Regions from separate parts of the Homo sapiens genome. Here regions 1, 2 and 4 are each linked to region 3. Evidence: chromatin contacts called from ENCODE Hi-C or POLR2A ChIA-PET data. All regions are on one chromosome and are shown on one strand. The core of a region is the stretch at or near the end of the contact, and the rest is flanking DNA. Distances in the headings are between cores, read along the strand shown. Region 1 has its middle 86 kb from the start of ARHGAP20. Region 2 has its middle 67 kb from the start of ARHGAP20. Region 3 holds the start of LINC02550 (long intergenic non-protein coding RNA 2550). Region 4 has its middle 59 kb from the start of POU2AF1.

Region 1 (6,672 bases), core at 3,389-5,888, 300 kb after region 3:
CATTAGGCATAAGAAGAAAAATAATTTTCTGTGAAAGCATTTGAGGGGGTATGATCATAACAACCCTATGACAATTATAGAACATAAGGATGATGCTCCTTAAAGGAGGTTGAAATTTATAAAATACACTGAGTCTCCTAAAATGGCCCGAAAGGCTTTGGAAGAAAGGTTTCATGTAAAATAAAATAATATTTTATATAAACCCAGAAGAATATAGTTTATAATATGCATGTATAGATACTTATTCATATTAACAAATGAATGTAATATAGTTTACTGAGAATATATTCATAGTAATAGAATAAGATACATGCCTGTAGACCAGATGTCATCTTGAATCCCCTGAGAGATCTGGAGCAACGTAACCTCAACTCCAAACCCATAGCCAACTATTGAGTGTTAATTGTGTGTCAGGCTGTAGCAGAGACTGCTGGTTGCCTACACAATAGCCATTCTCCTTTTAAATTTAGAACCCCAGTATCGCTTAGGATGCCAAAATGCCCAGTAAAGATGTTTGCCTTCTCAGATTCCCTTACAATCAGGGGATGCCATGTCAAAAATCTCTGGCCTCTGACACATAAGCAGAAGTCTGATAGAGATTTCCTGGTAAATTTTTGCTTTTCCTGACAAAGGCACTACCTTCTTCCTTCCTCTTTATTCGTCCTGCACTGGACAGGAGGCTGGAGGCGGAGTGGCCATCTCGTGACCATGACTCAACAAGTGTGAAAAGGCCAAGAGCAGAAAGTTAGCAGGAGCTCAAGACCCTGGCCCTATCTGAGAGCCAAGGCACCAGTCCTATATGTTCCTCAGGACTTCCTGACATCCCAGGAAAACAAATTCCAACTTGGTTAAACCACAAGAGTTGAAGTTCCATGACATGTGTCCAAGCACATTCTGGCTCAGCCACAGGCACAGTGCATGGCCTTTAGACACATTGTTGCCTTAAATCCTCAAAACAAGTCTATACGTAGGCACTGTTAGGTCCATTTTATAGATGTTAACACTGAGAGTTACCTAAGAAACTATCTCCCAAATGTGAAATGCTGGGCTGAAAATGAGAAAACATAGAAAATCTGGATTTATGGGCAACGGAATATAATGCCCAGATATCTCATGAGTCATAATTAAGTAGCAAAAATAAATAATTCACAAGGAAAATGAACAATAATGGTCTTCTCACTTGTCTGGCACACTCCTGCTCCTTGTTAAGCCCCAGCTGAAATGCCAACTCCCTGTTAAAATCTTCGCGGACTCCCCCAGGTAGATCAACTTTGCAGTCCTCTCTCCTCACATAGCCCCCTCTAGTAGCACTTATTGTGCTTTATTATAATTGATATGTTTATGTGTCTCAACCACCAGACTGAGCAATTTGAGGATAATAATCAGGTCTTATTTATTCAAATATTTCTAGGGGTAAGAGCAATGCCCAGCATAATGGATGCAGTGCATCGTTTGAATTGGCAAAGCCCTCATTAGTCACATTTAAAAAAAAAAAAAACTGTTTTCTGATTTTCAGATGGAGATCCACAGCAAATGATGGGATGCTACAAATCAGCTCTAATAACTGAAGACAAATTACAAATATAGGAAATTAATGATTAGGAGAAATCAAAAGGGAAATAAATTACAGAAAACTGAAAAATGTAATAATGCAAATCAGGGGTTTCCCTGAATTTATGTGTAAAAGCAATGTCTACAGAATTTGCAGCAAAATGAAGCCCATCTTCTTTGGTTTTGGTTTGACTGTTAAAAACCTGAAACTTGTTTTTTCTTTTTTGCAATTGCCTTCAATAAGACTGGAGTCATGACTACCTTTTTGCTTTTGCTTTTGCTTTTTTTTTTTTTTTTTTTTGGCAAAGTCTACAAAAATGAGTATTTGAAAACTTTAGGACAGGTTTCAAGAGGTAGGCTAGTGACCATGCAACTTGTAGGAAAATACATGTTGTCATTATTGACCTGAGAAATGCAAGGGTACAAGTGACAAGATTCCATTTGGTTGGTGCTACTACTGAACACAAGGGAAGTGGGGCCCTAACCTCAGCTCCACAAGTTAAAGGCCACCCTCTGGCCTCCTTCATCCATTTCTCCCTACTAGACAAAAAGGACATGTCCACCCAGAGCCTGTGTCCCCATTTCTGGGATCTCGGCTCACTGCAACTTCTGCCTCCAGGTTTCAAGCGATTCTCCTGCCTCAGCCTCCAATGTAGCTGGGATTAAAGGCACCCGCCATGATGCCTGGCTAATTTTTGTATTTTAGTAGAGACGAGATTTCACCATGTTGGCCAGGCTGGTCTCAAGCTCCTGACCTTAAGCGATCCTCCCGCCTCAGCCTCACAAAGTGCTGGGATTACAGGCATGAGCCACCACGCCTGGCAATCCTACTTCTAAGGCTAATTGCAGCCTCTCTCTTGGGTCAAGGGCAGACTGCTCTAGTTCCAGAGGATGGCAAAGAAGTAGTAGAGGGGTATGGGGAGTGAACAAAGCTCAAACTCACAGGCAGAGATGGTCCCACACAAGCTCCCAAGGTCCCTTACTGTGTAGCAGGAAGCGGCCACCGGCCAGTACTGTCCCTCCGAACTGCCACGTCTTGGTGCGCTTCTCCAAGCCAACTGACAATCACAAACTCCAACCTGGCCTTCCAAGTCCTTAGTGGGTATTTTTATCAAAGTAAGAGGGTAGAACATTTTTTACTTGTTTGTGATCCTGATTTATAAATTAAAAATTAAAACGTGCCTTGTAACTAGACTTCCACTTACGCTCTTGCCCTGGGCACCCTTAATGTGAGGAGTTAGCAGTAACGATAGTCAGTGTATAAAACTGAGAAAGAAAAAGATAAAACTGGCTGGGCGTGGTGGCTCAGGCTTATAATCCCAGCATTTTGGGAGGCCAAGGCGGGCGGATCATGAGGTCAAGAGATCGCACCATTGCACTCCAGCCTGGTGACAGAGCGAGACTCCGTCTCAAAAAAAAAAAAAAAAAAAGAAAGAAAAAGATAAAACCTAGAAGACTAATAGATTAAAAGGCTTCCCTCTCCAAATTCACAGTAAATGTGAACTCTGAGATGAGAAAGCTTCAGACCCTAAGAGCACATGACACAAAATAGATGCTGATTAAACACTTGTGGAATGAATTAATGACGAACAAGCACGTATTGCATGTTCAGCTCAATAACAGCACTGTCTATATGATGTAATTCGGGGTATACAGAGAAGCTGAGCATGACCAGGACCACCTGCCACCCCACTGGACCTCACAGAGTCCTACGAGGTCCTCAGGTGACCTTGGCATTTCCTCTCCTGGCCACTCCAGTGCCTCTGGATCCCTCCATGCTGTTCATGGGATCACCATTTTTTTTGAGTTCTCATCCTTTTGGTTTTCAGACAGATTTCCACCCTTCTTGACGTCTCAGCAATATCTTTGACCTCTCCCCTCGTTTTATCCACCCTCAGCCAATCAGAGGCAACACCAGAACTCCCAATCTCTGCCCAACCCCCACTCCCAAATTCCTGCAGCAATCACCCTGTACTACTTCCCCTTGTAGGGGTGCCACTGAATCTTTCTTCTCTGTTATATGTAACAACGATGTCTTACTTAATTTTGCTTCCCCACAGCACCTGGCACAGGGCTTCTCACCCAGTTGGCACTGAGGAACATTTGTGGAATATTCATTGAATGAATTTTGGATGCAGTAGAACCATTTTAAAACAGTTTTATGTTCCTAAATTCCTACATGAATATTTTGCATTAAGAGCATAGGTTCTGGCGTCAGGCTGCCTGGATTCTAATCCTTGCTCTGCCACCTCCTACTTGTGTGATCTTATGCAAATCAACCTTGGTTTCCTCCTCTGTAAGATGGAAATGATGACAGCAACTACCTCATAGAGTTGCTGTAAATATTCATGGAGTTAACACATGTAAAGCTAAAAAGTGCTTAGAACAGTACTTGGCACACAAGCCTTTGATACGTGTTAGCTTTTGTTGTCGTTGCTGTTGTTGTTGTTCTTGAAACACAGTCTCTGACACCCAGGCTAGAGTGCAGTGGCACGATCTCGGTTCGCTGCGACCTTCACCTCCGGGTTCAAGCGTTTCTCCTGTCTCAGCCTCCCAAGTAGCTGGGACCACCGGCGTGCACCACCACGCCCAGCTGATTTTTTGTATTTTTAATAGAACAGGGTTTCACCATGTTGGCCAGGCTGGTCTCGAACTCCTGACTTCAAGTGATCCGCCCACCTCAGTCTCCCAAAGTGCTGGGATTACAGGCGTGAGCCACTGCACCCAGCCACTTGTTAGTTTTTATTTAATCTTCTCAACAAGCTTACTTGGTAGATACTATTGTTTCCATTTTCTAGATGAAGAAACTTAAGGTGCTTGGAAGACTAAAGTAATGTGTCCAGCCTCACAGAGCCAGTGCTCCACAACTGAAATTCCCACCAGGATCAACCCACTCAGGCCCAGGGCTACGGACTCCTCACTACATCATTGCACTGCACAAGGCAGTCACTAATGAATGCCCTGTGACTCAACATGACAGAAACAGTGGAGCAGACACCAGATAGGTGCAAACCCGTCAGCCAGAACTGCCCTGTGGTTTTACTCTCTGAGAATGGGGAAGCACAATGAGGGTAATTCCTCAAATCACACAGCCCTTTTGAGTCAGGCCTGGGAATCAATGTGGACTGAGTATTTGCTTCCCATGAGACTTCAGACCTGCCCCACCACCTCTCCGGCACCAGGAACACACTGTGCCTGGTGAGAGGGGATGTGGTTCATAACTGCCCCACTTAGGCCATATAAAGGGCCACATGGAAGCCACAGGGGAAAAATAAAATGAGGTTCTGCAATGCATCCCAAGGTAGCTTAATATTTAATAGTTTTAGAAGCAGAAGACTGGCTAAAACTCCATAGGCACCCAATAAACACCTGGGAGCTTGTCTCCTTAATAGAACTCTCCTGAACCTGACAACTGGCCAAATCATTGCCTTTAAGAGCCATCTCTGTCCCCCACCCCCACTATATTGGCCTCTGGGTTCAAGCGATTCTCCTGTCTCAGCCTCCCGAGTAGCTGGGACCACCTGCGTGCACCACCATGCCCAGCTAACTTTTTGTATTTTTAGTAGAGACAGGGTAGTAAGTAAGCCCTTAATCAAAAGGCCTTTGAAAGCAGAAGAAGCAATTTTCATTCCAGTATGAGATTTTAAGTTCTCCAACTCTTAAGGATTTGAAATGCGAAATTTCTTTATGTTAAGAAATTGTTTTTAAGAACATGTGCCTGGCATATCCCATGTCAGGGGAACATACCAGAGGAACTATAGAAATAATTCCTGATGCCAGTAAAAGCAAAAACAAATAAGCAACAGAACAGATGCTAGAGTGTGCTCAAGTTATTCAGTAGCTTGATGAGGTACTTTTTTCTCATATTGGGTTTTTTTGATTGCTGTTTTGCTTTGTTTTGTTTTGTTTTAAGGTAGTGTCTCGATACATTGCCCAGGTTGGTCTTGAACTCGTGGACCCAAGCGATCTTCCTACTTCAGCCTTCTGAATAGCTGAGACTACGAGTGCACACCACTCACCTGGCTCAGATTAGTTTTTAATCTTCTTGTCTTTTCTTTTCTTTCTGAAACTGGGTCTTGCTCTGTCACCCAGGTGCAGCGGCATGATCTTGGCTCACTGCAATCTCTGCATCCTGGGATCCAGTGATCCTCCCACCTCAGCCTCCAAGGTGTGCGCCACCACGCCCAGCTAATTTTTGTACTTTTTTGTAGAGACAGGGTCTTAACATGTTGCTCATGGCTGGTCTCGAATTTCTGGGCTCAAGGGATCCTCACACCTCAGCCTTCCAAAGTGCTGGGATTACAGGAGTGAGCCACCACGCCCGGCATGTCAGACACTTTAAGGTCATTATTTTTACTGTAATCCCTAATTAATAATTTCCTATTTTTTAAAGGCTTTCATTAATCATTGAATTATTTCATGTTTCAGATAGGTGTAAACCTATTATTTCATGTTTGGATACTTTGGTAAAACAAATTTAAGCAATTTCTTTAAATTCAGGTCTTTGGAATAGATTGTTTTTGAAGTACAGTAACCAAAAGCTAATTTAAGTTAATCTAAATTTAAAAATCAGTATTAACCAAGAAATTTAGTTCCAATTTTCCAAAGTTGGAAAAATCTACAAAAGAAAATAACCACAAAAGCTTTTTTCTCAGGGTTCAATGCTTAGGTAAATTATGCAAAATAACAACGCATGCTAATGTAAGAAATATGCTTTTAAAAATGTTTTTCAAACTACAGGTCATAATCCACTGGTAGATCATAAAACCAATTCAGTAAGTCACAAATAGCATCCCTTTTGAAAAATGAAAGACAATTTTAAAAAGATAATTATCAGAATACTTTGTAGCTGGTAGTTATATTTTTGCAAAATTTTTGTCTCAACTCTTTATGTGAATACACACACACACGTATATTTATTGGTAATGGGTTGTGATAGAAAAAAATTTTTTTTAATGTGGGTTTCTCTAAAATATGTTTGAAAGCCTTGTTCTAGAGATGTCCTTCAGTTAACACATCCTCTGCCCATGGACCATGTACATGTACAGTTTAGCACATTCAGTCAACAAAAGTTTTTTGAATGCCTATGTGAGAATTAGCATTCTTGCTCATGACCCAGCG
Region 2 (6,630 bases), core at 3,774-6,273, 320 kb after region 3:
TTCCTTCATCCGTTTATTCAACAAATATTTTCTGAGACTCTCTGGTTCCAGGCATATATCCAGCCCTGGAGATTCAGTGGTGAACAAGATAGGTACAGCCCTGCCTACTGGAGGTTAAATAATCTTCTCAGGACTCCTGCCCTTCCCAATCGTAAGAAAATCATATTCTGTTCAAGGATAAAGAGAATGTAGCCAAGAAATTCAGCCAAAAATAATAATATTAACAATAACAATTCTGTAAGGAGCCCTTGTGCTGTGTGCATCATAAAATCACTTCCATCATTACATTAGCCAAAAGAACCCTTGCCCAAAAGCTTATTGCTTGTAAATCAAGAGTTTTATAAAAACAGTAAAACAGATTATTAAATGATTGTATGGTATGATGTACATTTGCCATTAGAATAAGTTTAAGTTTTCAAGGATAGCTTTTAGAATATTTTCTTATATACAGAATCCCTCCTATTTGGGCAGCTGCCTGCAAGGAAAGGCAGAAGACACTGAATAGAGGATCTAACCTGCTTTTCTCCTATTTGTAATATATACATAACTTAAGGAAGACTGACATACAGAGCAAGATTTAGGGAACTTATGGGACATATGTCTCTTCTATCACTAAATTTTAGTTTGTGATAAACTGTATCCCTATTCAATTCAACCCTGATCTTCCCTATTTCACTGGCCTTATGTTTCCTTTATAAAGTAGAAGATCCTGTTTTGTACACACTGTCTGGTGACTGGGATTAAAGAGTTGCCACTCCTATTCTCTGAGTTCCCAAACAAAAGACCCTTAATAGTAACAGCTAATCCTGGAAAGGTCCTAATCATGGTTTCCTCCACCCTGATAACTAGCCTGTGTCTTTCCTCTTCCATCATCAGAAATATAAAAATAAAATTTCCATATGCATTGAAGGCTTCATTTAGAAAATGAGATTAATGCTCATTCCTACTCAACACACACAGCTCTCTTGAACATAATATGAACTAATAACTAGAGGATTCTAAGTGCTTAGAATAAACAATTGGCTAACATGAGGCTTACAGTTCTCCAATACTTTTTTTTTCAGGGATATTTGATGTGTAGCGGCTGGAGTATACTAAATGCATATAACTATATTTTAAATAGTACTATCAACATTGGGTTTTTCTATTTTGGCATTAACACTAGTAAGATAGCAAATGTAATTGTCATAACGTATTACATAGATAGGAATGAAAGAGGCAAGACATTTAGTTAACACTCTTCTCATATCAGTGATACATAACTTCTGATTTCAGTGATACATAAGTACAATATCACATAAATTCTAAAATCAGATTTTGTTGAGCCATGCTGATTTAAAACAAAAACAGGATGACGTTTAAATCAAGCTGGACAAATCTAGTATTGATCAATTTTGTCTCAAGAAAAATTGTATATAAAAGAAAGATTTATAGGCCTTAACCGTTGGCTCTTTCATTTTGAATAATAATTGTAATAATAATCATATAATAGTTACAATAATAGCAACTAACTTCTATGAGCAGAATATATGGAACTCGCTTTCTATACATGATATCTTTTAATCATCACTATAGCCCTATTGAAAAAAATACTATCAATTATCTTCATTCTACATACAAGGAAGCTGAGGTGCAAATAAAGTAACTTGCCCAGTTACGTAGCAAGTAAGTAATGGATTCAGGACTCTAATGCAGGCAGTCTATTTTCATTATGTAATAGGACTAACCCCTAGAAGATCAAAAAAAAAAAAATCTGCACTACTTTGATATTTATTGTAACTGAAAGAAGTAAGGTAACAACTAAATTTTAAAAGCTTATTATCCCTGGAAGTAGGGAAGGCATGAAATGCAGCATTCCTCAAACAACATTTATTGAATATGGATTCTTCATCAGAGAGATCAAAATCATTCTGTGTTTAAATAGGCTTATGAAATACTGGATTAAGCCAAGTGAAAGAGTGCTTCTTGCTAGAACATATTTTGGGGTCTTTCTATGCTGATATGCACTATGAGTCTATGAAATGGAGATGTAAAAAGAAAAAGGGATTTAATCAAGAGCACTTTTCTTTTATGGGGCATGTCTGAAGAAGTGAACTAAAGTTTTTTCAACACAACTTTGAAAAAACTCATCTAAGGAACAAACCAGGATAGAAGTTGGGTGAAGGGAAGGGCATCAGAGGCCAAGTAGAGAGCAGAGGCCAAGTAGAGAGCAGAGGCCAAGTAGAGGGCCAGTGAACAGGTTTGCTCACAGAGTACAAGTGGACTGTATCACCTTATAACAGGTGTCACTGAAATAAATTATAATATAATACAATAAAATAGTAACACAGAAAGTTCTACAGGGATCTGGAAGGTCAAGTAATCACTCTCTTGGCAGTTTCTTTCCAAAGGGGAGAAAGTGAGGATGTTTGCCCCACTTGAGCTTGATGGTGGCTGCAGCTCAACTGACAGTCTGAGAGGCAGCAGCCTGGCATGTCCCCCACTGGAAGGGACAAAGCAGCCACTGTTCAGTAGGCTAATAGGGCTTGCCATTTTGGAGAATCCATGGAACCATTATCAGAGAAGAAGAGGCCCTGGAGGATACCAAATGGCAGTTGGGCTGGCCAATTCTAGTGGATATGCAACTGAGATGGCAAAGGCCCTCTATGTGAGTATGTGCATGATTCCTCTAACGATTTCCTGAACTAGTTGAGAGGAATTTGAATATAGCTGGAGTCTCCTCCAGCTATATATAGAACTTCAGGTGGAAACTGAGCCATAAAAATAGCACACTATGCTGGCACGTAGCATATTGTGTACAGCTACCATTTATTGAGCCCTTAACCAGGTGCTACATACTATGTTAATGATTTTATATTGTTTAATCCCCAAACACCTCTATGATGTAAATACTGTTATTATTCCTGTTTTGCAGTTTGAGAAACTAAGACGCAGATAGTTCAGTTTACTTGTGCAAGGTCAAAGAACTAGAAAGCCAGGAGCAAATAGCACTCAAATTAAGTTTTAAAATACCATGGAGCTTTCTTTTGGCTGAAAAAAGTTTAATGAATTCCAAAATCTATTTGTGATTAAAAAAGAATTTGGCACATCAGTAATAAAAGGAAACTTCCAAAGACTTAACAACAACAAAAAAGAGTGTCAACAAAAGATTTAGTTTAAATATCAAATTTAGTAGTGTAATTACCAGTCCAATATCCAATATCCAGTCTAGAATAAGATTAACATTTAGTATTAGAATTAAGTTTAAAGCTTCCATTTTTGATGAAGATTAAAACAAAAATTCCTGATAATACCACTTCCATTAAACATTTAACCAGAAACCCTAGATAATGGGGTAAAACAAGAAAAATAAAAAGCAACAATATACAATTCTTATTGAAATGGAAACAGGCAAACTATCATTATTTATATATAATATAATTTTCACAATATACCTTTTATAAGCTCTACACCTTCTGCTTAAGCCCTCCCATGATTTCTCATCCATCTCAGGCCAAACTCTTTATCCTGGATCAAGGTCAAAGTAGTATTGCTACAGTCTCTTTCTCTCTGTCTCTCTCTCTCTCTCTTCTGGAAATCATTTGCTAAGAAACAAACTACCCTCAAAATTTAGTGGCTTAAAACAATAACCATTGAATTGTATCACATGATCACATGATTTTTGTCTGTGTTAGGACTTCAGGCAAGGCTCAGCTAGATGGTTCTTCTGTCTCATGTGGCCTTTACTGGAGTCACGTGGTGGTATTAAGTTTGTGGCTAAGCTGGTCCAAGACCATATCACTCACTTGTCTGGCACCTTGGCAGGGGCAGCTGAAAGGCTGGGCTCAGCTGAGGCCCTTTCTTCACGTGTTCTCAGGGCCTGTCCGTGTGGCCCTGCAGCAGGTTTTCAGCCTTCTTACATGTCAGTTTAGGGCCACAGAGGACAAAGATAAAAGCTGCCAGTCATCTTAAAGACTAGGCTCAGGACAGGCACCACATCACTTCTGCCATGCTGTAGTGGTCACAACAGTCAGATGCCAGGCCAGATTCAAGAGGAGGGGAAATAGACCCACATGTCTATGGGAGGCATCTTTAAGAGTGAGGGGCCATCTCTCATCTACCACATTGTCCAGCCTTTTCTCATACTACTCTCCCTTCACTCACCACATGCGCTTTCTTTTTGTTCCTCAGATAGGCCAAGATTATTCCTCTTCCAGGATTTTGTGTGTGCCAGGAGTGTTCTTATCCTGACTGGCTCTTTCATGTGATTAAGCTCCCAGCTTAAATGTAATCTCTTCACAGAAGGCTCCTCCTCACCATTTTGTGAAGGCCTTCCCTGCTCACCCAACCTAACTCTCTAATTTTATTTCCATAGCATTATTACCATCACTGCCAGACAATCTCTCTGGTTTTGTTTTTGTTTCTCATAGCTCTTCCAATTAGCATGTAACAGCAGGAGAGCAGGGACCCTGACTATCTTGCTCACTTCCTCATTCTCAGCACTTAGAACCAGGCCTGGCACAAAATCGGTCCTTAGTAAACATTTGTCAAGTGAAAATATGAAGTGGTGGACTGAGATTCAAAACTAGATGTGACTGACTCCAGAGCCAAAACCAAACTGTCCTTGTAACCCTTTGTATTCCAGGCAGATATGGTCTACATAGAACCTAGGGCAAAGATACTATACAAAGAAAACAACTCGCAGACACCACTAAGAAGGGATTAGCTAGTATGGAAGCTGCAGCCAGGCCAACCTATATAGAAAATTCAAAGAGAAAGTTCCATTCCAGCAAAGTCCAACATTTCTTTGCCTGACTTTGTTTCAGCCATTGTTGCTTTGATTCTTGGTGATGAAAGATCTCCAAGGTGTAGTGTTGCCTCATGGCCATTTGCAGCTCAGGTCTTGTATCTGGTTAGCCCCCTCTGACACTCAGTTTTGCTGGGGCCACACGAGTGAGTGTTGCCTTGTCCAATCTGGAATTGGGCCACAGCCATGTTTGTACTGAGGCATTAGGGAAACATGGTTTATAAATGCTTGTTTCCTCTGAGTCACTGCAGGGACTTGTTCCTTCAGTACAAACTTTCTGTTTGGTTTTATAACTGGGGAAGGAGGGGGTGGGAGCCAAGACTAACTGGATCAGGTTTGAAAGGAAAGGGGAAGTAAGAAAACTTAAATAGATTTTTCTATATTAGTGAGAGCGACAAAGGAACCCTTATCTGGGTCTCAGATGCATGCACAGAGTTTCATCTTTATTTGTTTATTTGCCTTAATAAGAAAAGGAAAAGTTCACAGAGTAATTTTTTCCCCTCAAGTTTCCATAAAAATGCTGGAAATGTGGCAACAGTTTTACAAAAACAGTTTAAGAACAATTAAAACACATATAACCATTTTTAAAGTTTATATTAAATGTTCTTTATTAAACAAAAAGGAATTTTGCTTCTAATTTCCAGGCATTGTTGACTACGTTTTCTGAATGACCACCTATTAGCTTTTATCATTACTGTAACTTTTCTGTAAGTTATATTTTCCAGATAAAAAGATTTAGCTCTTTATTTTCGGCCTTTTAAATATATCATGACTTATTGCCAGGCTTCTCACCTGTAGAATTCAGCTTATAATAACAATTCTTGCTCATAATAACTCATAAAGTTATTATGAAAGTCAAGTATAATTAAATCATAGATATAAAAGTATGATTCCCAATTCATTCATTAACAGTTGGCATTGTGTAAATTATCATCATAATTATCAAGCTCAAACATTTAAGGAGCATCAGTAAGGTGTGGGGCCCAGTGTCTAGCACTGGGAACGTAAGAGGTACCAGCCAATCCCTGATCTCAAGGGGATTACAACTCAGTACAGAACTAGATATGAGCTCTCTGAGCCATGGGTTCATCATCATTAACTAGAGGGAAATACTTAATTTTGTACCTGGCATAGAGTTCAAATACCACAGATCATTTTATTTTAAGTTCCAGCATACATGTGCAGGATGTGCAGGTTTGTTACATAGGTAAACGTGTGCAATAGTGGTTTGCTGCACCTATCAACCCATCACCTAGGTATTAAGCCTGGCATGCATTAGCTATTTATCCTGATGCTCTCCCCACTCCTCACCCTCCCCTGACAGGCCCCAGTGTATGTTGTTCCCTCCCCATTTCCATGTGTTCTCATTGTTCAGCTCCCATTTATAAGTGAGAATGAGCAATGTTTGGTTTTCTGTTCCTGCATTAGTTTGCTGAGGATAATGGCTTCCAGCTTCATCCATGTCCCTGCAAAGGACATGATCTCATTCCTTTTTATGGCTGGATAGTATTACATGGTGTATGTGTACCAAATTTTCTTTATCCAGTCTATCATTGATGGACATTTCGATTGACTCCATGTCTTTACTATTGTACCACAGATAAATTTCATAGCAGATTCTGTAGGTATCCTGCCCAGTGTGCCGCACACAACCTCCAGTTACGAGTTCTGTACCTAAGGGTTTTTCTAGAAGGCTGAATTCTAGCCACCCTCTTTACACACACTCACACACACACAGGGCACAGGCTGGAAGTATCAGGAATTAACACCATCACCTCCAGCAGTGAGTACTCATTTCAACAATGAGTAATGGGAGTGAGTGCACAAATTACACCCAGCTCCCT
Region 3 (6,671 bases), core at 1,095-3,594:
ACATGATACTCCCCTTTATATTTTATTTAGAGCACAAGGTTTTTATTATTTCAGAAATATTTACTATTATTCCCATTAATACTTTAAGGCTTCCAAGGTATAAAACTTTCCTTTGCCTCATGCCTCAAAAATATTCAAAATTATATTTAGAACTGGGAAATGATTACCTCAGCCCTTTTTGGGCTGAGTGGATTGTTCATTCATTCTAGCTTTGAATCTCCTTTGAATTTCTTAGAATTGTGCCCAAATTATTTCCTTCTGAGCTTTTTTTTTTGAAAAATCTTTCTAATTTAACAGTTGCTTTTAAAAATAGATTCATCATCAGTTTGCTGCTATAGTTGTCTATATCTTTCCTGATCTCAATTTAGTCACAGCATCTGTGCAAAATGGTATGAAAGTTATTTATTACTCCACCATCCAGAGGGAATGCTTGATTCCTGACATTTATATTCCCTTGAACATAAACGCCAGATAAAAAGAAAAATCAAACTTCATGCTTTGGGGACTGAACAGATTGCCTACCATGGTTAGTAGAGAGTGCCCTCCCCCGCCTCCTCTTCCTGAATTAGAAATACATTTTCATGGCTGGTGTCCCTAAATGACCAGATATTTTTCTTTTTAATTACATTTGTTGGGACAGTTTGCACTGGGGAGAAAAGACCTACTGGGATGATAGAATAGCTTAATGGTTAAGAATAGGCTTTGGAAGCCTGTAGACCTGGGTTGGTCATCAATACCTCTGTTGCCTTGAGCTCATTGCCATTAGATTCCTGAGTTGTCAATGGAGATAATAGTCCTTAGCTCACAGATTTTTGTAAAGGTTAAATGAATTAATGTATGTAAAGTATATGCAAAATGTCAAATAAAGGAAGTGACAAAATGTTAATTATTATATAATAGTTAAGGTAGAAATAAAATGACCTTTACATGCAAAAACATGTGCACCTTGACAGCCACTGCTACAAACCTTAAGAGATTTGCCATTGCCTGCCATTAAACCCAGTAAGGGCTTAAATGCTTTGTCAAACTGACAGGCATCACTCTGTGGTGGTTTTAGATTCTGTACTGAATTATATCTTTTAACAAGACTTGTTCTTCTCATTTTGGTATAATATAGAAGACCAGTATAGTTACATGGGTGATTATACAGAAATAAATGCAGAGTTTTCACATGGTCCAGATTGTTCAATCATGGTTACATTAGGATTCAAGTGAAGGGGAGACTGCTACCAGCTCCCTTGCAACACTCAGGCATTAGAAGATGAAGTTGTGTGAGGTGTAAGGAAGGGCTTTCTATTTGTGGCAGACATGAACCTATGCTTTGGGGACTGAGCAGATTGCTTACCATGGTTAGTACAGAATGCCCTGTTGAAGCCACATGAGGTAATTTCTGACCACAGGTAATGAGATAGAAGAAATGTGAGTTTCTAGAACAGAAAAAAAAATTATATTGTGAGTCTTCATACCACTGAAACTGTAGTGCTTAGTTTCAGTTGATTTGGGATGCCCTGTCTTTCTCCCCAGAATCGGGGGATGGGAGTGTGATGCTGTACCAAGGCTTGTCTTTTATAGAGACCAACATTTGTGAGTAATCCTCATTCACATTCCATTGTCTGTAATTAGTCTATTATGGTTGCTAATTGTCACATGTTTCTAACTGAAAACAGTTTTTTAGGTTCCTAGAATTTCCTCATTTCTTCTACGACCCTTCTGGTTCCAAAGAATTGAACCTGCAACTCTCAGTCCATGTCAAGCCACCAGGCCACCAGGCACTCTGTGGGACCACCTAGGACCCTGACAATTTCCATGGCAATCTTGGCTGCCCAGGATTTCTCAGTGGCTCTCAGACTCCACCAGAGCGAGGGACACTCTGTGAGGCAGCTATGGGCCAGTCTTTGCTGACACAACACCCAGACTTTCACCTCCGAAGTCTGTGTCTCCCAGGGATCTGAGTTCCCCTCTTATATTCATCAGTTCTGTTTGAGAGTTTAGCATTTCTTCACCAAGCTTCTTTTTGCAAGGGACCCACAAGTTCTACAGGAATTTTGTTTCTCTCAGACCCTCTCTTCCTAGCCCAACAGAGAATCTCAACTAGATCCCAGAATGGGAAGGCTTTTCTGACTCATCATGCATTCCTCCAAATCTATGGTTTATGCTTATGACAGAGGCAGGAGGCAGCCAAGGGTCCCCAGCGAAACCCTGCCTTCAAGCCTAAAACAGCCTGAAGGCTGAAAAACCGGACTTCTGGTCCCGGATGAAGCCCGCCCCTTCCGGACTGTTTCTTTCTGAATAACGCCCACCTTTGCACTGGGAGAACGGGGTGGGGCCTCCAGAAGTTCACGCCATTTGCAGCGGGGAGGAGCCTGTTCCTGTGTGGCGACCTGGGCTTCAATCTGTGAGGCGGGAAACCTGCTAGCAGGACTCTTGCTTTGGTGAGAGTTTTTTCTTTTTCCTTTTCCCCCAGTAAATTCCGTTTTCCTCACCCTTCTGTGTGTGTCCGCGAGCCTAATCTTTCCTGGTCATGTGACAAGAGCCCGGTTTTAGCTGAACTAAGGAGAAAGTTCTGCAACGTTTAGACATCTCTTTTGAAACACAATAAACTTTAAGATAACAGAAAATGTTAAATAGCAATTTGCCAAACATCAGGAAAGACATGGAAGTAAAAAAATGTGAGCTTTTAAAGACAAAAGTCATATCAGATGCAATTAAAAATACTCAGAAAATTTGGAACCAAGTTCATATTCAGGAAACATGGCATACGTTTTGTAGGAAATCACTTAAAGTAAAAAAAAAAAAAAAAAAAAAAAAGATATAAAAACGTTTACTTCTAATTCTTTCTCCCAAACTCAATTGCAGAAATGCCATAGAAGGGACAAGAAAGTGTATAGATTTGAGCATTTAACATTAAAAATTGGGATGGCTCTGGGGAGAGAGAAAGTGCCTGTATCCTTATATGGGAGAAAACAGTAGCTGTGGTAGGAGAGGCACCAGGATCTGAGGATAAAGTGGAGGAGTTATAGAGCTAGGTTTTCTTTCCATTTCCAGTCTATTATTTGAGGACCTATGCTTGTCCCTCCACCAGTGGATTTTTTCTAGAAAGCCAAACAAAAACAAACATTAAAACCAAAAATCCCGGCTGGGCCTGGGGGCTCACACCTGTAATCCCAGCACTATGGGAGGCCAGGGTGGGCAGATCACCTGAGGTCAGGAGTTCAAGACCAGCCTGGCCAACGTGGCGAAACCCTGTCTCTACTAAAAATACAAAAATTAGCTGGGCATGGTGGCATGCCTGTAATCCCAGCTACTCCGGAGGCTGAGGCAGGAGAATCGCTTGAACCCAGAAGGTGGAGGCTGCAGTGAGCCGAGATCGTGCCATTGCACTCCAGCCTGGGTGATAGAGCGAGACTCCGTCTCAAAAAACAAGCAAACAAACAACAACAACAACAACAAACCCAAATCCCCATCAGTTCTATCCCAGTGCAGCCAGGATCCACAGCAACCTCAGGGCCATGCTGGTGCTCACTGTGGTGAGGAACCGTTAGACAGCAAATTGGTGGTGGTATTGGGTATTTTATCACTCCACCCCACTTCCCATTAGAGGGCTAGTAAATTAAAATCAACAGAGGAACCTCACACTGGGGACAGGGAGCAGGAGCTGTGCACATAATGATGGGCAGAGTCAGGCTGTAGAGCCAGGGTCTTCCACTTTGGGGCATGCCCCCTTCTTGTTTAAGCATATTAGGAGAGGCACGATAACCAGGGATGAGAGTTTGGCTGTGTCTCCCATTTCATATTACCAACCAGGGAAATATGAGCCCACAGGAAACACTACAAAAAAGGTATGGATAGACATACATCTTTTAAAATTATTGTCCAGCCTTAAAAAAAAAAAGCTAATATTATTCAGCCTTAAAAAAAAAACCCAAATCCTGAAATACGCCACATGGATGAACCTTGAAGATGTTATGCTAAATAAAATAAGCCAGTCATAGAAGAACAAATACTGCATGATTCCACTTATATGAAGTATCTAAAACAGCCAAACATGTAGAATCAGAGAGTGGAATGGTGATTGCCAGGTTGTGGTGGGAGTGGGAAATGGGAAGTTACTAATCAACAGGTATATAGTTTCAGTTTCAATTATGTAAGATGAGTAAGTTCTGGAGATCTGCTGATCAGCATTGTACCTAGGGTCAACAGTATTGTATTTATACACTTAAAGATTGGTTAAGATAGTACATCTCATGTTAAGTGTTGTTACCATAATAATAATAATTTTAAGAAAGACTGCCAAGTGAATAAGCTATACCACATGCAATGAAATTCATGGCCTTAATAAGTCAAGCATTCACTACTAATTTATATTTTCAAAAAGATATAGAAGAATATTGTTGATTGAATTAAAAAAGCAGAATCAAGTGGCAAAATTGGGCAAGGAAAATATGGCTGTTGAAATAAGAACTCCATAAATGAATGTATTACAATATGGCTGAACAATTAGTTTGCTATAAGATCAGGTTAAGAAACTCCTTCAAAAAGCATCAAGATGTAATAAAAATATTAGAAATATAAAAGAGAAAACAAGTGATATGGAGGATAGAATGGAAGTGACACCATGCAAATCAAAGGTGCCCGTAGAAAGGAAAAAAAATAAATAACTGGAAGAAAAGAAATATTTGGAAAAAGCATAAACAAAAATTTGCTTGAATTTCAGGTTGAGAGAAATCATTGGGTGCCGAACAGGTTAGAACACCTGAAACATTATAGACATTAAGTACATAAAAAGCAAACAGAAAATTCTAGTTTCCACCGGGAAGTATCATATCACTTAAAAAAGAATAAGAATCAGAATGATGGTTTCCAGCTTCATCCATGTCCCTACAAAGGACATGAACTCATCCTTTTTTAAGGCTGCATAGTATTCCATGGTGGATAGCATTAGGAGATATACCTAATGTAAATGACAAGTTAATGGGTGTAGCACACCAACATGGCACAGGCATACATATGTAACAAACAAATGTTGTGCACATGTACCCTAGAACTTAAAGTATAATAATAAAAAAAGAATAAGAATCATGCTGACATTAGACTTCTCAATGACAACACTGGATGCAAGATAATGGAGTTGTCCAGCTAAAAAAAATTATATTTCTGATATATTCATGTAAACTATTATAAGTATTAGGATGTAATAAAGATATTCTCAGGTATACATGACCTCAGGCTTACTACATGAAGATCCTCTTTGAAAACATGCTTGTGGGAAGTTCTCTGATTCAAGGAGAAATAAATACAGAAGAAAATGATAAAATATGTGAGATAAAACGGTAAGTAACTTAGTAAAGTTCAATATTATTTCAAAAGAATGGACCAAAGAATGTATATTTATACTAATCTAGAACTAAGTTCTAGTTGATTAAAAACATAGTTGGGGGTGAGACGTAAATGTATTCATAACAGTCTATTCAGAGCTGCTTGTCTTGACAACCTGGGACCCCTGTATAATGAGATAGCCACGAATAGGTAAGGAAACAGCCTGTTGCAGGAGAATGACCCTGGGGTGGGAATCAGGAGATCTGAGATTTACTTCTGTTCTGCCACTAATTTGTTGCATGCCCTTTGCAAAATAACTTTCCTCAATTATTCAGGTATTTTTTCTTAAGTGTAGATGAGGCAGTTGGACCAGGGCTAAGTTCTTCTCAGTTTTCTTATTCTATGACACGCACACTTAATCTTTAATCAGCAGCAATGATATGGAGGTTTCTGTCTATATATATGTATATTTTAAATTTTACTATTATAATCATAAACAATAGTGGCCAACAGTGATCCTTTTGGAATACTGAGCTGAAACTCTTCTAAGTGCTTTTGTGAAAATATTATCTTGAGGTAAATGACATTTATCTCTCAATTAGGCAGTAAAGGACAGGAAAGGAGTTTACATTCTACTGTTTTATGCTCGTATTTTATCGACTTCATTAAACTTTGCATTTAAACACGTATATGTCTGCAGTTTATTAGAAAATTAAATGACAGTGACATTTGATACACACAGATGAGATGGAAAGGTTACATTTGCATGAATCTCTGTTTCAGTTTTCAGTTTTAATTCTAAATTATGAGTCCTTTCTCTAGTCATTAACTCATTCTGGGCATGGATTGATTAGACCATAATCTGCTTGGAAATAGGAACTGTACCTGGTTTTCATGGCCCACAATAAACACTCTATAAACGGTTGAGTGGAGGAAATCACTCAACCACATAGATGGATACTGCTCACTCCCATTCATGGTCTAATGTTAGTGCAAATAGCCCTCTGTTGGTGTTGGTGGTCAGGTCCTCAAGTGCTTTTGGTCACTTCTTTCCCAGTTCCCTATTCTAAACCTTTATCGTGGTGGACACAAGCCACCTACACAACCCTTGCCACCTTCACTTTAAACAAATGACTCTCACATCTACTTCACTGAGAAAACTGAGGTCACACTCTTGGAATGATCCTAACGCTCACTGACTTTGTGTTGAGTACATTTTGGTGCTCTGTAAATATAGACAGTAAAACCCTCCTGCAATGCTAGTGAGGACAGCTGGTTGGCGATGAGTTCTAGCATCTGGGAACTCATGACCAATCATGTTATACCTGAGTGTGAGTTGTTGGACATTTTATTGC
Region 4 (7,278 bases), core at 3,415-5,914, 340 kb before region 3:
GGCATCTCTAAGGAACTCATGACTAATTCAGACTGTGGGATCTGGGAAGTCTCTGAGCTGAGAGTTGAAAGAAGAAGGGTGGTGTATTCTCTGTGGTCTGTTCCCAAGCCCATAAAATCTCCCTTGACTCTGGTGCTCAAGGAGCCATCTCTCTCTCGGAGGAGCCGCTGCTGATGCTCTAGTTTGCTTCTCTCTTCCTTCTCAATACTCCTTCCTTCCTGTGGGAACATGAGCAGACCCTGTTCTCTCCCCTACTCCCCAGAGCCCTGAGATATTACATTATGAGATTTTCTTTGCTAATATTTTATTTCTTAAGTTAGGTTGTGGGTACATGGGTGTTTATTATTGTATTCTTCATTCCTTTTTGTATGGCTTGCATATTTCATAATAACATTTGAAATGTATTTGTGAAAAAAAAAAAAAAGAAAAGAGAGCGGTCTCTGGCCCTGGCCTGTGTGACCTTGTGCCCTCACTCCAGGAACCAAGACTCTGCCAGATGACTGCCACTCCCAGCCTAAGCCTGGGAAAGTGCAGCTGGTCTGGGCCAGATGGGTCTGCGGGTGCCTGTCTGACCAGGTATTGCATACATGTTGATGTGACTCAGTACCTAAGTGGTGTGGCAGATAGTCACCTATCCCCTCCTCACTCTCCTTGTCCCCTCATCTCCATGACCCACCTCTGACTTCTGTAGAGTCTCAGAGCTGCAACATAGTGACAACCCTTCTCTACAGCAGGTGCTTGTTGCTGGTGCCATTCTGCAAGGGCTGGATGGGACAAGTCTGGGGCATTCCCCCTGTCTTGGGGCAGCATCTTCGCCTCAGCACTGACCTGACTCAAGCTTCCTTATCTCCCATCTAAAGCTATCTGTGAACAAAAATCTGAAAAGGGCAGATCTAGGTCTGGCAGCAACTGAGAAAAACCAAAGTTCCTGCCAACAGCCAAGGTAGGTAAGAGGCAGGCCAAACGGGGTCAAATGGGGACACCGCCCAGGGGTAGGATGTTGGTTTGAGTCTCTGGGGAAAGAATGGAAAGGATGTCAGCTCCTAGTACATGCAGGCTGGTAACTGTGATGTTCTATTTGCAAGGATAGGTTATTTAGACATTGGGACCAGGAAACTCTGTCTCTGAACTAGTTACAGGGGCTGGTGGCTTCTGAAAAGACCTCTTTAGCTGGTGTGACAGATTAAAGATGTTGCAATTTCTTTTCTTTTGAATCTGCTTGACTAATAGAATGTAGCAGAAGTGAGATTCTGGGATTTTAGAGCCTAGGTCATGTGAAGGCTTGAAGCTTCTGCAGAGTTCTTTTGGGACACTCTCTCTGGGAGCCTTGATCTGCTAGGCTGGAGAGGCCATGTGCAGGCCCTTTGCTCAACAGTCCCAGCTGAGCCAAGCCTTTTAGCCATACTCACTAAGTCACCAGCCATGAAAATGAAACCATCTTAGATCCCAGATCACAGAGTAACCCCAGCCAATGCCAACAGAGCAGACTTACCCAGCTGAGCCCTGAACAGGTTTCTGAACTACAGCACTGTGAGATAAAATAAAACAACCGTTGTCTTAGGCTGCTAAGTTTTGAGATTGTTTGCTACACAAAAACAGATAACCAAGATGGCTGGGGCACCCCTATTCAGGCCACCAGTTCAATGACCAACTTCCAATTCCCGCATCAATATGAGAGATGGAGGATCATGGCTCATTCTCAAAATGACCGGGCGGAGGAGCTGGAGCCAAAACGTAAAGTGCTGAGCATGTCTTTGAAAGGGTCTTCTAGAGGCTCTTTGCTTGGGATGGCTCTATGACTCCTATAGGTGAAGTGCTGAAGTAAATAGGAAAACTGACCTAGGAATGGCCTCCAGATGATGAGGCAAAGTGTGCAGAAACTGAGAGGGGGTGTGAGTCTGGGAGGGGAAGTACGAGGGGGCTGGACGGCATCTGGAAGAGGAAGGTCCTGAGAGACACATAGGAGGGAGCTGGGTTCTGGGAGGAGGACTTGGGGATGAATGTTTCTGTAAGGGAAGTAGAGGGCGGTGGGGGGCACCGAGAGTACAGGCAGCCTTGAGCTGGTGTCTGGCCAAGGGTTGTAGCAGTCCTTGGGCTGGTGTCTTCTCCTGCTCCATCTGCGGCTGTGCTGGGCTCTCTTTAAAGAGCCCTTCTGGGCATCCAGATGAGCTCACACAAACAGTGCAGGTGCAGGTCTGGCCCGTAAACCACAACAACTGGGGCCTGTGCTGCCACAATGCGCTGGGCAAAGCCTCCAGAGGGGGAGAAAGGGTGACTATTTGTTTAGCATCATCAGCAAGAGTTCCAGAACCCATCAAAAGCAAAGCAGAAACTTTTGTATTAAGGAGATTAAACTTTAAACTCAGCTGAGAAGGCTCTGCTGTTTGAGTGGCTTTGTTGTGCCTGGCATTGTGTGATTATATGCAAATCACCAGGAAGCCTCCCTGGGGTCCCAACCGCAGAGGCTTAGCTGCCCAGCGGGTGGGTGTGCGGGACAGGGGGCAGCCCACGTGCTAGTCAGGTAACACCCAGTACCCAGGCCGGGGCAGCCTGCTTTCCCTTAAGTTCAGGGAATTGGGGATTTGAAAATATGTTTAATGTGTTGGCCAGAGATTTCTGGTGGATGGATAGGACAGCAGGGACAGAGGTGCCACCGGGAAGGTATAAATGGAAACCTAAGACAGTGTCCAGTTAGGACGGGGGAGGTTCACATATCCAGGGACCCCCTGACCACATCACGCCTTCTTTAGCATCCTCTCTTTTGAAGCTTAGGGTAATGTATGGGGTCACCAAGGAGATGAGGAAATGTTTTGGTTTTCCTGTGGCCATTCAGAATAAGGACTTGGGAGGATTATCCTGAGTTTATTGATCCAGAAAATGTTTAATGTTTACTCTTGGCAAGGTGCAGAGCTAGGTGCTGGCGGTGGTGGGTGAGAATGGAGATGAATAAAATGTCTCTGTTGTTGAGGAGTTTACAGAGAAGATGTTTACCCAGATAACTAAAATACCTGGCAACATTTGGTAAGCGCTGGGGGAAATGGCCCATGAGAGTGCCTGGCTTTGGACAGAGGCTAACTGAAGGGGTCGAGGAAGGTTTCACAGAGAAAGAACAGAGTCAGGCCAGAGGTGGAGGCTGCATGAGCCAAGGAATTCCTGTTGAGAAGGGCAGGGTGCAGGCTGGCTGTGTGCCCTGGCTCACATGGTGTCTCAGGGGCTGTGGGGAAGACAGATTGTGCATATTGGGGCCCAAGTTCCAGGCTAGAATTTGGCCCACACAAATTGGAGTCAGATGTCTAACCCACAAAGTTAGGTCTAGGGACTCTGGGACCCCGTGTCAGCACTTGCAGAACTGCCATCAGGGTGACACCAGAGACCTCTGTGTCCCGTCTGTTGATGCCTCTGTGGCTGCCCTGGCAGCCCCCTTCCCCTCTTCCTTTAAGCAGCATCTACAACTGCTTCTCAGCCCTTAATAACAGGGTCAGCTTGGACATCTCCAAGGCTCTACTTCCTGGTGGGTGTAGAATGTTGTCTAGTATAGTCAGAGTCATAGCTGTCAGTTCCCCTCTGCTTGGGGGGCTATGGGCCTGGCTGGGGTCCTGCAGATCTGGGTTGAGGATGAGAGTGGAATGAGCTTGGTCCTTGGGCTATTAGACATGTTGAGGATAGAGATCATTAAAGATATGACCAGGGCTGAAAAGAAAACCCAGGAAGGCTGAGTAGCTAAGCTATCAACACGAGAAACTGGGCAGAGTAGCAGAAGCAAGTAAGAGACCCCAGGATGGAAACTGCAGAGTGTCGCCTAGGAGTGGAGGGAAGAGCCTGCTCCTGAGCTGCTGGGTAGTGGTGGGGATGCAATGGGGATACAGGTGGGGGTCTAGGCACTCGCTGTTGTAGCTCTAGCCTCAGGCAAGGCGGTGAGGATGCTCAGAGGCTCTCCGGCCCCTCCAGCCTTCAGTGGCTGGTTCACTGGCATTGGCCTAACCTTCTTGCAGAGGGAGCCACACCAGTCCTCAAGTTGAGCACAGCTCTTGGGCCCAGATTGGAGCATGGTGATTTGGGAATGAGAAACAATAGCTTTAGAAATTGAGAAACTCCATCCCTTTCCAGCATCCCCCTCATCCCCCAACCCAGTTCCTGGCAGGAGTCCCTGGACTCATCTGGGGTTTTTCAGGGGTGGTAAAAACTGAGGGTCATTTTTGCTGAGGAGTTCTGAGCACTGGAGGAGGAGAATGATCTCCTCCATTCCACAGATCAATACACTCCTCCCGTTTTGCAGGAAGCTTCTGGGAGCAGGGGGTCTCTGGGCTCTGAGGGGGTGTAGTGGATGGAAGCCAAAGAAAAAATTGCTCTTTGGAACACCGTGTCCTGTGCCCTGTCAGAGGAGCAGATGTTCTTCTGAGGGTGGGGGCTGCTGGGGGCTGCAGCAGGTTGGGAGCCAGGCAGGAAGAGTTCCAGATGATGAGGGAGTTGAAAGGAATTTTATAAAGATATTGTCTGCGACTTGGGTTGGATAAAAGTCTCCGCAGACAGGGCTGTTCACCTGCTAGGCTTTTGTTCTGCCCTGCAGCGTCTGCTTGCCACACAGCCCCAGGGCAGGGTGATGGTGGGGCGGGGTGATGGTGGGGAGGGCATGCTGTCTGCCATCTGCCGGAGAAATACAACAAACACCCACACGCGAGCCAACGGAAACTCTCAGCAAAACAAACGGCGCTCGCTCGAGGGCGCCTTGCCTGGGTGTGTGGACTGGAGGGGCAGGCGCGGGAAGGTGAAGGGGCACCTGCCGGGGGAGGGGCTGGGCTAGCCGCCTGCCCCTGGGCCAGCAAGGTCAGGTACGGTCTGCACCCATGTCTGCCTGGACCCCTCAGGCCTGTTAGGTGAAAGCCCTTCTTTTGTTTTTTTTTTTTCTTTTTTTGAGACGGAGTTTTGCTCTCGTTGCCCAGGCTGGAGTGCAATGGTGAGATCTCGGCTCACTGCCATCTCCGTCTCCCAGATTCAAGCGATTCTCTCTGCCTCAGCCCCCTGAGTAGCTGGAATTACAGGCGCCCACTACCACGCCCAGCTAATTTTTGTATTTTTAGTAGAGATGGGGTTTTGCCATGTTTGCCAGGCTAGTCTTGAACTCCTGACCTCAGGTGATCCACCCATCTCAGCTTCCCAAAGTGCTGGGAGTGCTGGGATTACAGGCGTGAGCCACTGTGCCTGTCCAAAAGTCCCCCATTTATCCAGTTGCCAGGTCTAAAAAGCCAGGAGTTACAAAGCTGGAGGTGGTCGTCACCAGTTCTATTGATCACCAAATTCAGATAATCAGGGTGCTGGATTTGCAGCTACTGATCGAGGGTGAAATGAAGAGTAAGACGGATTGGGCTCAAGACCTGACTTAGCCATTTCTGTAGACACTTCTGTGAGCCCCTTGCTTCCTTATGTTTAAAATGGGGTGATAATAATGGCTAACCTGGGAAGTTGTTATGAGAATGGAAATAATATCTTTCAAAAGTACTTTGCAAAAATATATCTGGTGGTTATTAACATTTTCTTTGTGGCTCTGGGTATTTGCTTCTGGCTTTGTGACATGCAGAACTCTTCTGCGGGGGAGGTCCTCAGCCTGGGTGAAGAGCATTTGGGAAATCGTGCAGCTTGTGGGGCTTGTGAGCATAAACCTTGGACTTACAGCTGGGCTCTGAGGCCCAGGTCAGTGAGGAAAGTGGGAGCTGAGATGGCTTAGGGCGGGTGGGGTGGAGTTGTGTTTGATTGCATGGTAACACTAAATATCTGGCTGTGGCCTCACCCTGGGGGGTTGAGGGCTGGGCTATAGATCTTCCCCAACATCTCTGCTCCCCTTGGGGATCTACGTTTCCCCCTTTCCCCAGAATCCACAGTGAGTGGCAGTGGGCACGAGTGTCCACAAACCTGTTGGGACAGGGTAGGCAGCTTGTTTGCTCTTCCCAGGGCCAAGCCTGGTGGGCTGGACCCAGAAGTATTATGTTACTCAGCCAAAGAATTCCTTTCCTCGCCTGCCTCCATTTATAAAGGGGAAACAAAACCCTGAGCGGTATGCTTTCGTGGTGCCAAGCCAAGTCCTCAAGTGTCATCTCTGGGGAGCTGCCTCCTCCCCAGGGCAGGGTGCAGCCTCCTGGGGAAACAGCAGCCCTTCTTTCTCCTTCCCACCCGTGGCGGTGGTGGCGGTGGTGTCCCCACTTACCCTCAAGAGACCTTGGATTCTCTCTCACTACCCCCGAGTGCTTTCCATATCCAGGTCTGAGCCCTTGAGAGTGGGGCAGGGCTTGTGGCTTCCCTTGGCCCAGTGGAGAACGGGACAGGGTTGCTGGGTGTCTGTCTCAGTTCCAGCTGGTGCTAGTGTACTCTGGCCAACAGAACCACCAAACACATCTTCTGTTTGCTTTGAGAACTTGAGATGGATTTTAGATCCTCCAGGGCACGTACTGCTACACTTCAGAGTTCTGGCCAGAACCGGGCAGCCCTGGGGAAGCCTGCACCAGTGCTGGGCCGGCCCTTCCGAGTTGTGTCTTGCTGGAGAGTCCCAGGGCCAGGTGAGGTCTGAACTTTAGAGGCTTGTCAGGTGAGATCTTATTCTGCAGCCAGCGCTGGGATGGCTGATGGAATAAGGGTCAGGCAGGATGAGTGAAAGGTGAGAGGTGTCAATGAAGGCATTGTTCAGGGCTTGGGCTGGGAAGGACCTCTGAGATTCCCTGCCCTCCTTATTTCTTCCTGGATGGGTGGTCCTCTTTCTATCTATAGGAAGAGGGATTGCCAGGAAACTTGGATTTGAGTCTGCCAATGCTACTAATTCACTACGGACAAACTTTTTTTTTTTTTTAAACAATTATTATACTATTTATTGTTTACCATAGATGGGTATATTTACATGGAGTACTTGATATGTATTATCTCACTTATTTATCACACCAACTCTTTTTTTTTAAAGTATAGTGGCTTTTATTTTTTTTAAAATTTATTATTATTTTTAAAATTATTATTATACTTTAAGTTCTAGGGTACATGTGCACAACGTGCAGGTTTGTTACATAGGTATACATGTGCCATGTTGGTTTGCTGCACCCATCAACTCATCATTTACATTAAGTATTTCTCCCAACGCTATCCCTCCCCGAGCCCTCCCACAACAGGCCCCAGTGTGGGATGTTCCCCTCCCTGTGTCCATGTGTTCTTATTGTTCAACTCCCACTTATGAGTGAGAACATGTGATGTTTGGTTTTCTGTCCTTGTGACAGTTTGCTGAGAATGATGATTTCCAGCTTC

What was found. Hi-C counts contacts between places; a loop is a spot of excess contacts on that map. ChIA-PET counts read pairs that join two places held with the same protein, here RNA polymerase II (POLR2A). Pooled maps may share reads with other maps.
Region 1: a map with no recorded cell type shows a loop between it and region 3 (5-fold over the local background). The contact joins the enhancer-like site here to the promoter of LINC02550 in region 3. A Hi-C loop is called at or near these places in 2 of 37 single-sample maps with no recorded cell type and 2 of 50 pooled maps. POLR2A ChIA-PET finds 5 or more read pairs at or near these places in 2 of 52 experiments (OCI-LY7 and activated T-cell).
Region 2: a loop to region 3 is called in a map with no recorded cell type, with 2.4 times the contacts of the local background. The contact joins the enhancer-like site here to the promoter of LINC02550 in region 3. A Hi-C loop is called at or near these places in 1 of 37 single-sample maps with no recorded cell type and 1 of 50 pooled maps. POLR2A ChIA-PET finds 5 or more read pairs at or near these places in 1 of 52 experiments (OCI-LY7).
Region 4: a loop to region 3 is called in a map with no recorded cell type, with 3 times the contacts of the local background. The contact joins the enhancer-like site here to the promoter of LINC02550 in region 3. A Hi-C loop is called at or near these places in 1 of 168 maps with a recorded cell type or tissue (Caco-2) and 4 of 37 single-sample maps with no recorded cell type.

The regions. Positions count from the first base shown.
Region 1 is chr11:110,795,542-110,802,213 of GRCh38, reverse strand. No RefSeq gene overlaps it. Among named protein-coding and RNA genes, the nearest start is that of ARHGAP20, 86 kb to the right of the region's middle. Within about 2 kb of position 4,638, at least 2 of the 41 ENCODE cell types and tissues checked have a DNase peak (open chromatin) inside an H3K27ac peak, as active enhancers do.
Region 2 is chr11:110,776,389-110,783,018 of GRCh38, reverse strand. No RefSeq gene overlaps it. Among named protein-coding and RNA genes, the nearest start is that of ARHGAP20, 67 kb to the right of the region's middle. Within about 2 kb of position 5,023, at least 6 of the 41 ENCODE cell types and tissues checked have a DNase peak (open chromatin) inside an H3K27ac peak, as active enhancers do.
Region 3 is chr11:111,092,991-111,099,661 of GRCh38, reverse strand. LINC02550 (long intergenic non-protein coding RNA 2550) reads left to right here and starts at 2,344. Exons shown (of 2, transcript NR_149131.1): 1 at 2,344-2,432. LOC102723966 (a long non-coding RNA gene) reads right to left here and starts at 2,507. Exons shown (of 3, transcript XR_428993.4): 1 at 2,301-2,507; 2 at 1,346-1,427.
Region 4 is chr11:111,434,262-111,441,539 of GRCh38, reverse strand. It overlaps a transcript of BTG4 not described here. Among named protein-coding and RNA genes, the nearest start is that of POU2AF1, 59 kb to the right of the region's middle. RefSeq lists enhancers at 1-819, 1,656-2,242 and silencers at 2,151-2,220, 2,241-2,290. Within about 2 kb of position 4,664, at least 4 of the 41 ENCODE cell types and tissues checked have a DNase peak (open chromatin) inside an H3K27ac peak, as active enhancers do.